Regions from separate parts of the Homo sapiens genome. Here region 2 is linked to region 1. Evidence: chromatin loops called from intact Hi-C (ENCODE). Cell type or tissue: B cell. All regions are shown on one strand. Links, peaks and the distances in the headings refer to the core of each region. The heading gives the core; the rest is flanking DNA.

The links. A loop is a pair of places that touch in the nucleus more often than their neighbours do. Peaks named below come from ENCODE experiments on the same cell type or tissue, not always from the same donor. Only the 100,000 strongest peaks of a DNase experiment are listed, where the experiment ranks them.
Region 2: a loop joins it to region 1, with 9 times the contacts of the local background. A loop is called at or near these places in 4 of 110 quality-filtered maps.

Annotation. Positions count from the first base shown.
Region 1 is chr15:89,015,395-89,020,771 of GRCh38, reverse strand. No RefSeq gene overlaps it. Among named protein-coding and RNA genes, the nearest start is that of CARMAL, 23 kb to the left of the region's middle. In B cell, for the core only: CTCF peaks have their summits at 2,819 and 3,018 (motif pointing right); a DNase peak (open chromatin) is centred at 3,021; H3K4me3 peaks cover 560 bases; H3K27me3 peaks cover 935 bases.
Region 2 is chr15:88,473,500-88,478,876 of GRCh38, reverse strand. It overlaps MRPS11 (mitochondrial ribosomal protein S11), which reads right to left. Exons shown (of 6, transcript NM_022839.5): 4 at 3,638-3,767; 5 at 1,823-1,888; 6 at 1-1,005. The coding sequence ends at 898. Among named protein-coding and RNA genes, the nearest start is that of MRPS11, 8.5 kb to the right of the region's middle. In B cell, for the core only: CTCF peaks have their summits at 1,991 and 2,192; a DNase peak (open chromatin) is centred at 2,116.

The DNA of each region.
Region 1 (5,377 bases), core at 299-5,298:
GAGATGGAGTTTCATTCTCATTGCCCAGGCTGGAGTGCAATGGCACAATCTTGGCTCATCGCAACCTCCAACTCCCGGGTTCAAGTGATTATCCTGCCTCAGCCTCCTGAGTAGCTGGGATTACAGGCATGCACCACCACACCCAGCTAATTTTGTATTTTTAGTAGAGATGGGGTTTCTCCATGTTGGTTAGTCTGGCCTCGAACTCCCGACCTCAGGAGATCCGCCCACCTCAGCCTCCCAAAGTGCTGGGATTACAGGAGTGAGCCACTGCGCCTGGCCTCAGACCAGGTTTTGACTCTTTCTTCTCACATACCTCTTCCCCCACTTACATCCAGTCAAATGCAGAATCCCATCATAGTTGTGCCATCTTAGGCAAATCACCTAAATTCTCTGTAGCTCAGTGTTCTCTTCTGTAAAATGGAGGAGTTGAACTGGTTGGTCACTGAGGTCCCTTGGAAGACTATCTTTGGGTTAGGGATCCCTTTGACAATTGGTTAAAAACAGTGGCCCCGGGGCCAGGTACAGTGGCTCACGCCTGTAATCCTAGCACTTTGGGAGGCCGAGGTGGGCAGATCACTTGAGGTCAGGAGTTCCATACCAGTCTGGTCAACATGGTGAAACCCCGTCTCTACTAAGAATACAAAAATTAGCCGGGCACGGTGGTGGGCGCCTGTAATCCCAGCTACCCAGGAAGCTAAGGCAGGAGAATCACTTGAACCCGGGAAGCGGAGGTTGCATTGAGCCAAGATCACGCCATTGCACTCCAGCCTGGGTAACAAGAGCGAGACTCCATATCAAAACAAACAAACAAACAAACAAAAACAAACAACCCCCCCCAAACCAAACAAAACAAAAACGGTGGCCCTTCATTTCAGAAAAGCAATCCCATGTCATGTACTGGCTGACTTTGTTTTGTCTGCTACAACCATCATCCCCTTCTTTCAGGGGACATTTCTCCCCCACGCCTACTGTTTGGCTCTGGATGGGAGACCAATGAAAGTACCCCATCTCACTCTGCCCAGAAGAGTGGGTACTTCAAGTCCTTTTCTGTTGGTTTGTTTGGTTTGTTCTTCTTTTAAACGGAACTGGGAGGGAAGGTTTCTTTTCCTTTTTGGTAGAGGACCAAGGTTATGAATCTTGAACTGCCTGGGGCCATATTTCCTGGTGTGCATAGAAAGCCCTTCTGTGTGGAAGAGAAGAAAGGCTGCAGAGAGGGGGAAGCCCAGAGTTTGGGGAAAGTGGGTGAAGTAGGAAGGGGAAGGGTGGGGGTTATGGGAAAGGGGAGAGAAATTCTTGCTGGCATTCAGTCCCGGATTCCACTGTCACTGAAGCTCAGCACATTCTTCCTATCCTTTGGCTCAGTGAATCAATAAATTCCTTTTTGTTATTGTTGTTTAAGTGAATTTTAGTTGATGAACTGACATTAGCAGCAGAATGAGTCCTGATTAGCAGAGGCACTACCTTCCCCTGCTTTGCATTGTTGACCCTGATATTTTCATACTGCCTCGCGTTTCTTGTCCTCATTCTCATTGTCCTCAGATTCTAACCTCTTTTAAGGCATCTTTAAAATATCTTACACAACTCTTACACCAGTGCTCAATTGGGTCTGAGGGAATTAAACAGAACTTTATTTTCTCACATGTCCCCATGTTATTACCCTCTCTCCCACTGGACTATACATTTTTGGATGACAAAGACACTATTTTCTAATGTTTATAAGTTCCTTTAAAATAGGCCAGGCATGGAGGCTTACACCTGTAATCCCAGCACTTTGAGAGACCGAGGTGGGCAAATCACTTCAGGTCAGGAGTTCAAGACCAGTCTGGCCAACATGGCGAAACCCCATCTCTACTAAAAATACAAAAATTAGCTAGTGTGGTGGTGAGTGCCTGTAATCCCAACTACTTGGGAGGCTGAGGTACAAGAATCGTTTGAGCCCAGGAGGCTGAGGTTGCAGTGAGCTGAGATCATGTCACTGCACTCCAGCCTGGGTGACAGAGGGAAACTCTTGTCTCAATAAATAAATAATAAATGTTCCTGAAAACTGCTGTACACATAGTAGGAACCCAAAAATGCTGGAGATTGTGATGATGGTGGTGACCGTGTCATGAAAGGAGCCCATCTCATTGAGTGCCAGTGTCACTGAGAGGCTGTGAATCAAACGATTGACAAGGTCGCAGGGCCACAGTGGATATCCTTCTGCTAGGAGTCCTGAGGTCCAGCCTAGAAGCTAAGAGTACGTGTGACCCCCCTCACAGGCCCCCTGGGAATTTCAGTTGGGCCTGGCTGACTGGCTGGGCAGCAGCTCAGGAATTTCTCCTGATGAATGGAGCACTGGGCAGTGAGACAAGATACTGACAGGAGTGGCTAAAGCCATGGTCTATTTTTAACATTAGGGCCAGAGTGCCCTGGCACGGCTAGCGGATCTCTGACCTAAGGCCCTGAGAAGCTCCTGAAATTATAGTGAGGAAGCTCTGTGCATACGCAGCACACACATGCACACATCACGGATGTTGTCAGCAGATAATACAAATAATATGCCTTATCTATTTATGTAAGTGCAATTTTTCAGAAACATTTTCTCCAGCAATAGAAATTAAAAGCACATATTAATCATGAGTATTTCAGGAGTAGAGGGTGGATGCTTGAGGGTGTGATGCCGACATTGAGGTGTTTAGACTTGCAAAAGGATCCTTTATATCCGGAAAGCAGAGTCCGGTGGGCTCTGACAAGAGAAATGTCGTCAGCCAAACGCAGGATCCCTGGCAGAGCAGAGGTGGGTCAGTGTTTCCCAGCCTTGACTGCACACTGTGATCCCCAGGGGACGCCCGGATTGCATCAGGCCAATTAAGTCAGAATCTCTCGCAGGGGGAGGCGCGGATAGAGTCCGGTACCCAGGCATCGGTGTTTCGCAGGTCCCCGGGTGATTCCCACGCTCAGCCAAGGTTGAGAACCGCAATTTAGGTGGTTGGGGTTGGGGGCGAGAAAGCCGTGAGTCCAGTTAACCACGAGAGGGCGCGGTGGAGCAGGAAACTCAAGGTTGGGCGGAGGCCGCACATTTTTCTCTCCAGCATCAAATACCAGAGATGCGGATCTCTTTTACAGATAGAGACCGAGGCGCGTGGCCAACGGTGATCGCGCGGGAGCAAAACTGCACCACCCTGTCTTGTGCTTTGGCCATTTCACGGCTTCCGCTTCCAGGAAAAGCCAGGGAAGTTCCGCCTCTGTGGCTAAGCTTCAGCCGTGCAAGGCAGGGCTCAGCTTCGGTACAGTTCCAAACTGGGCGTCGTCCTGGCTGGGTTCTCCAGCCACCGAGACACACCTGTGTTCCTCCCTGCTCACTCTGGCACCTAGGACAGGTCCCTCAGGCAGTGAAGGGATTCCTTAAGGGGAGGCAAAGAGAGGAAGGCAGTAATTTCTTTTTATTTTTTAAATTGACAAATAAAAATTGTATGCATTTGTGGTATACAACATGATGTTTTGAAATATGTATACCTGGCAGAATGGCTTTGTCAAGAGAGTTAACATATGTACTACCTCACAGACTTACTTATTTGTTGTGGGAACGCTTAAAATCTACTCTCCTAGCAATTTTCAAGTATTGTGTACAATGCATTAATTATAGTCATCAGATTGTACAATAGATCCCTTGAACTAAGTCTTGCTGTCTAATTCTGTATCCTTTGACCAACACCTCCACCCTCCACCCCGACGCCAGCCCTTGGTGACCACCATTCCACTCCTCTCCTGTCTCTGTGTTCCGCTGGTTTAAATTCCTCATGTGAGTGAGATCATGCGGTATTTCTGAAAGCCGCCATTTCTGCCTACACTGAGCCTGTTTTTTCTGCAGGCAGCCACAGGAAGCACTCCTTTTGGACAGGAGCGACCTCAGTGTTTCCAGGTGAGTGGGTGTCCAGGAAGTGCCCAAGGAGTTGCCTCCAGGAGAATGAATCACTTAGTGGGAAAATAACAAAAGCACTTACTTGCCAAGACGGTGAAGACACTTTATCCAGCAACTGAAAGCGTGTCTTTTTCCACTGCTGCCCTGATGTTGTCACTGGCAAGGAGACTGACTGCAGAAGCCAAGAAAAGGATTCTTGCCCCTTAAAAAACCTTTTGGGCCACAGATGGTGGCCCGGGATGCTTCAACACTCTATGGGGGCGCCGAGATCTGCGGATCACTTGAGGTCAGGAGGCTCCCTGCACTTAGAAGGCTCAATGGAAACTTCCCCCAGTTGAAATCCTGAACCCGGTATCCCTTTTGCATCAGCAGAGCCCTCTGCCTTCTTAGTGAATGATCAGCTACTGAGCCTCAGCTGGGCCAAGAGGCATTTATTGAGTGTTCTGCATATAGTACATAAGGTCTGTGGAGTGAATGTCTGCTTCATTGAGAAAATAAAGGTTTTGGCCAGGTGCGGTGGCTCACGCCTGTAATCCCAGCACTTTGGGAGGCCAAGGTGGGCAGATCACTTGAGGTCAGGAGTTCAAGACCAGCCTGGCTAACACGGTGAAACCCCATCTCTACTAAAACTACAAAAGAAAAAAAAAATTAGCTGGGCGTGGTGATGTATGCCTGTAGTCCCAGCTACTTGGGAGGCTGAGGCAGGAGAATCCCTGAGCCTGTAACACGGAGGTTGCAGTGAGTCGAGATCACGCCTCTGTACTCCAGCCTGGACAACAGAGCAAGACTCTGTCTCAAAAAGAAAAAAAAAAAAAGGTTTAGTAATTCCTTAATTTCTTTCTCTTCTTCCTCCAAGTTTTATATGCATTTGTACTCTTTCTTTCTCTCACCTCTTCCTTCCTTTTTCACATACCATAACATTCATCATGTTAAAGTATACAATTCAATAGCTTTTAGGATACTCACAGAGTTGTGCAACAATCACTACTATCTGATTCGAGAAACTTTCCATCACCCTAAAAAGAAACTCTGTTCCCATGAGCAGTTGCTCCCCCTTTCCCTTCCACCCAGCCTCTGGAAACCACAAATCTACTTTCTGACTGTACCTATTTCTTATTCCGGACACGTCATGTAAGTGAAATCAAAGGATATGTGGCGTTTGTGACTGGGTTCTTTCACTTAGTGTAATGTTTTCAAGGCTCACCCATGTTGTAGCATTCATTAGCACTTTATTCCTTTTTATTGCTGAATAGTATTCCATTGTATGGATATACCACTTTGTTTATTACAGACATGTGATTTCCAAATGTCTTCTCCTATTAGGTGGGTTGTCTTTTCAGTTTTTTTGGTAGTATCCTTTGAAGTACAAAAGCTTTTAGTTTTGGTAAAGTTCAACTTGTCAAACTTGTCTGTTTTATCTTTTGTTACTGTTGACGGACATTTGGGTTGTTTCCACCTTTTGGCTATTATGAA
Region 2 (5,377 bases), core at 254-5,253, 540 kb after region 1:
GCTGGGATTACAGGCGCACACCACCATGCCTGGTTAATTTTTGTATTTTTAGTAGAGAGGGGGTTTCACCATGTTGCCCAGGCTGGTCTCTAACTGGACTCAAGTGATCCACCCGCCTTGGCCTCCCAAAGTGCCAGGGTTACAGGTGTGAGCCACCGTGCCTGGCCAAGAATCATGTTTTGTACAACTCTACCCTCCCCGCTTTTAGGGCACTCTCTCGTTAGTGCTGGGACTGCTGAAGCCCATGGAGTGTAAACGATGACTGCCACTTTAGTGTGGGGAGTTTGACTGTCCACTTGTAGAAAATCCTGTGTTTAGGGCTAACTTTAAACATGCCCATAATGGCGAAATCCATCAGAATCCAGAGGTAGGTGGCAAAAAGCTCCAATTTGGGGCCAAATTATAAGTCATTAATAAGAAAAGTTACTAGGATTAGCTCTAGAAATCTTGGGTAAGGGGCTAGAAAAGAAATATCTGAAACCAGAAGTGTCTGGTAAATAGCAACTCACATTTATATTTTACTTTCATCTGAGGCCTCACCTCATTTCACACTCTCTTTTTCAAGAGGAATTAGGAATTACGTAACTCTGAAAGCAAAAAATCTCAAAATTATGACAGGTGGTACAGATATTTATTTTCTCAGAGCAGAGTTTGGGCCTAGGCCACGGCTGCCCCTGTAGCTCCCCTCTTGTAAGAGATGCAAAGCTTACTTCTGGGGCACACCCATCTCCAGCTGGAGGTGCAAGCAAAGGCCACTGTGTAAGGAGGCAAAACTCTCCCTTACTGCCTGAAGGATCTCCAACAAGCATATTCTGGAGAGCTCTGACAGGGAGCATTTTACAAGGTCCCACTGGAGCTGAGGCTTGAGGTCAGGTCCAAGTGCAGGCCTCCTTCCCATCACAGCTTCCGAGCCTTCCTGGGGCGGCAGCCGTTGTGTGGGATTGGGGTGTTGTCTGTGATTGAGATCACTTCCAGGCCGCCCATGATCAGTCCGTGCATGGCAGACTGGAAGGAACAGAAGGAAAAGTAGAATGACATGGTCCCAGAAATGATGATCCAGTGTCTCCAGGCAGGGTTCGGAGAGGGACAGGGTGGCGTAGAGAAGGGAACGGAGGGGTGAGATGCTCACTGGCTTTGATACCTATAATCCCAATCCTATTCTACTCTCACAAAGGTCTCCACCCAAACCCTTTAACCAGGTTTTCACACTGTTCCCCTCTCAAACTGTACCCACCACTTTCCACTTTGCACTTTACGATCTGCGAACAAAGACTTCTTGTAGACCTTGGCACACCTTGGGTATCATACTTCTGTAGCTTACTCAGGCAGTTTTCTCTGCCTGCAATGTCCCCCCGTACCTGCTGTGCCTCCACCTCCCTGATACCTCATTATTCCTGCAAAGTCAGAGAGATGTCACCTCTTTGAAGAAGCTAAAGATTATCTGTGCTAATGATCATCAGGAAAGATTATCCCTGCTAGGTTCGGGATCCCCTGATGGGCTCCCAGCGATCTGGGCACATGCTTTACCACAGCGCTCACCAGTCTGTCCTAAGGGATTTGTTTGTGACAGTTCCCCCAGGAACCACCTTCCCATTCCCAGTGCGTGGCACGCAGCAGGCACTCAGTGTCTGATGAATTATACTAAGTGATCTAGGCTTGCTCTGAGGGGCTTGGTCAATTATAGAAACAACAGACGGGAACTTCAAGCAAACATGGAAATCCACTAAAAGGTGTTTTCTACTCTCCCTGTACTCTGCTCTCAAGCCCCAAATTCTCACACTTACTAGGAGGCAAGTACACTATGGAAATCACTGTAACTTACCAAGCGTCCTGGCCCCAGGCCTTTCACCACAACTCGGATGTGGATCACGCCCTTTTGTTTAGCTCTCTGGAGAGAAGCAGAGTGGTTAGTGCCCCGGAGAGAGAACTACTGCATCCAAATCTCTTGCTACTGCCTCCTAGAGCAAGGGGTGTGTGAGCTCAGGGAAAGGGCATCCAGAGAAGTAAACAGGGAGGCAAAGGGCAGATGGCTATAGTGGAGGACAGGCGCCAGCAGAGACCACAGAATTTGGCAGGTTGCAGAATTCACGTGACTGTGATCTGTTTAGCCTAGGACAGCACCGCCACCTAATGGAAATTTCTAAATATTGCTCAGGTTTTTCTCAGGGGGGCAAATGCAGAATTTCAGACCATGAGGCGCCACCCTAGGCTTCAAGGCTGAACCTAAATACCCACTTTAAAAGTATTATCATTTAAAATCTCTAAGCAGTTAGAGTTAAAATTTACTTTCTTGATAATAAAGGCAGTTCATTATAAAAATGGGAAAATATACAGAAATCATTCATGACTCACCATGCAGAAGCCACTGTGAACAGTGACATACTTCTTTTCATAGTATATGATCTGTCCATGGTTGGGCATTTACAGCATTTTGATTTCTGATGATAGTACATGCAATCAATATTTTGGGGTGCCTTCCCTTGTTTGAAGGTCAAGGTTTTCCTTCAGGAAATACATCTGGTTTGGCAGAGTCTGAACATTTGTAAGGCCTGTACTATAGTAGAAATTGTGCAGGCTTTGGTCCCAGACCAATCTGGGTTCCGATCAGTGAACTGAATCGGTGCATGGCTCTGGGCAAGTCACACACTCTGAATCTCAATTGGCTTATGAAAATGTGGATAATACTGAGGGTCTCTGAAGATTCAAGATAATGAATGTAAAGTGTCTGGCACATGTAGATGCTCAATAACTATACCAATAGCAGCACCTTGCCAATTTGCTTCTAAAAAAGGTCTACGACAGTTCACACTGGAACTGGTATTGCTATTGCATGAGTCCCCACGATACTATGTCCTCTCCAAATAGACTATCATATCTCTCCCAACCCCAAACCACTGGTCTTTATTTTTATTTTTTTTCTTGAGATGGAGTCTCGCTCTGTCACCAGGCTGGAGTGCAGTGGTGTGATCTCGAGTCACTGCAACCTCCACCTCCTGGGTTCAAGTGATTCTCCTGCCTCAGCCTCCCGAGTACCTGGGACTACAGGCGCGCACCACCACGCCCAGCTAATTTTTCTATTTTTAGTAGAGATGGGGTTTCACCATGTTGGCCAGGATGGTCTCGATCTCTTACGCCTGCCTTGGCCTCCCAAAGTGCTGGGATTACAACTGTGAGCCATCGCGCCTGGCCTATTTTTAATTTATTTTGGAGACAGGGTCTCTCTCTGTTGCCCAGGCTTTAGTGCAGTGGTGAGATCATAGTTCACTGCAGCCTCAAACTCTTGGGCTCAAGCCATCCAGCCTCAGCCTCCCAAGTAGCTGGAACTACAGGCAGGTGCCACCAGACCTGGCTAACGGTTTTTAAATTGAGGGGTCTTTGGTTCTCAAGCCTTTGGTATCTTGGCTCTTACATCCTAGAATGAACCAACAAGGGCTTCACCTCTAATGAAGCTGAGAGAAAGAAAAAAGAGGAGCCTTTCACTAAACCTTTTCAAACCAATGCTCCAATCAGGGCATCAAAGCTGCCATGACAAACCCTTGCTTCTGAATGGGTAGTATAATGAGGATTCTCCACTCAGTGATGAGCCATGCAGAAAGCAAACACACACTAGAAGGAAGCAGAAGGAACACACACTTACCGCCGCTGCGGCTATGCCTGCTGTCTGTGCTGCGATGCCTGTGCCCTTCTTGGCATTCCGAAATCCCTCTGTGCCACAGGAAGCAAAGGCAAGGGGCTCATTACTAGCAGAGACTACCTGGATCTGTGTGCTGAGAAAAGTAGAAGAAGCACATAGGATACAACTCTTCTTCAGGGAAATAAGAGAGAGCTAATCTATGCCCCTAGAAGCCTGGGTGAGAAAGAAAAAGGAATTCAGTTGCTTCTACTTTGAGCTTCTCAGATGAACATGTTTTGAACTCCTACAGGAAGTATCAGGAAAGGTCAGAATTCTCCCCTAAACCTGACTGAAAACTGGTAAGTCACATAATTTAAAGAGCGCTCCATAATCTGAGAGTAGTTAGTTAAGTATCACCCAGAAAATGACTGTATTGGGGAAAGTTTTAAATATACACAAAAGTGAAGAGAATAACATAAGAAATCTGATGGACTCATCAACCAGCTTCAACAATTATCAACTCATATCCAATTCAGTTTCATCTATAAACCTTGTTCCCACCCCACTCCCCTCACCAATGGATTATTTTGAAGCAAATCCCAGACCTATCATTTTGTCTGTAAATATTTCAGTACATAGCTCTAAAAGAAGGACTCTTAAAAAAATATTAGCAATATTACCATATTGGCTACTTTTTTTTTTTTGAGATGGAGTTTTGCTCTTGTTGCCCAGGCTGGAGTGCAATGGCACGATCTTGGCTCACAGTAACCTCCGCCTCCCGGGTTCAAGTGATTCTTCTGCCTCAGCCTTCAGAGTAGCTGGGATTACAGGCGTGCACCACCATGCCTGGCTAATTTTGTATTTTTAGTAAAGACGGGGTTTCTCCATGTTGGGCAGGCCGGTCTTGAACTCCCGACCTCAGGTGATCTGCCCGCCTTGGCCTCCCAAAGTGTTGGGATTACAGGCATGAGCCACCTCGCCCGGCCTCATATTGGATACTTTTGATGCTTATGACACTATATTCCATGATCAAAAATTATTTTAAACAAGTAAAACTTTTCTCTTTTTTTCTTTTTTATTTTTTTGTGAGACAGGGTCTCACTCTGTTGCCCAGGCTGGAAGTGCAGTGGCACAATCATAGCTCACTGCAGCCTCCAACTCCTGGGCTCAAGCCATCCTCCCACCTCAGCCTCCCAAGTAGCTGGGACTACAGGTGCATGCCACCACGCCTGGCTAATTTTTGTATTTCTTTAGAGACTGGGTCTCACTATGTTGCCCAGGCTGGTCTTAAATTCCTGGCCTCAAGTGATCCTCCCAAAGTGCTGGGATTATAGGTGTGAGCCACTGCATCCACCCACAACTTTTTCTTAATCATCTCTAATAAGTTACTTATTAATACAATTAAGAATGCCTTAAGAAATCCTCAGATATGCTTTGATTTCCCCTTTAGTCATCATCATCCTATTTCTGGTCTGGAGAGCTCTGAGAGCTCACAGAAGGAGGCAGGAGAAGTGACTGAAGGGGAGGCCTGCTGGAGTCAGCCCCGGGCTTGGGCCATCCACTTGTTATCCTGGCTATGGCTCTGACATTCCCCCTACCAGAGCTTCTAGGGTTTTCCATATTGAATAGATGCGTAATTGCTTGTCTCTGTGACAGCCTAAACAGTGCTGTATAGAGTAGACCATAGACACTTAAATGCAGTTAGCCTATGTCCTTATTAGTCTGAGGGGAAGAAAAAGAAATCCAATTGCTGTCACTTTACAT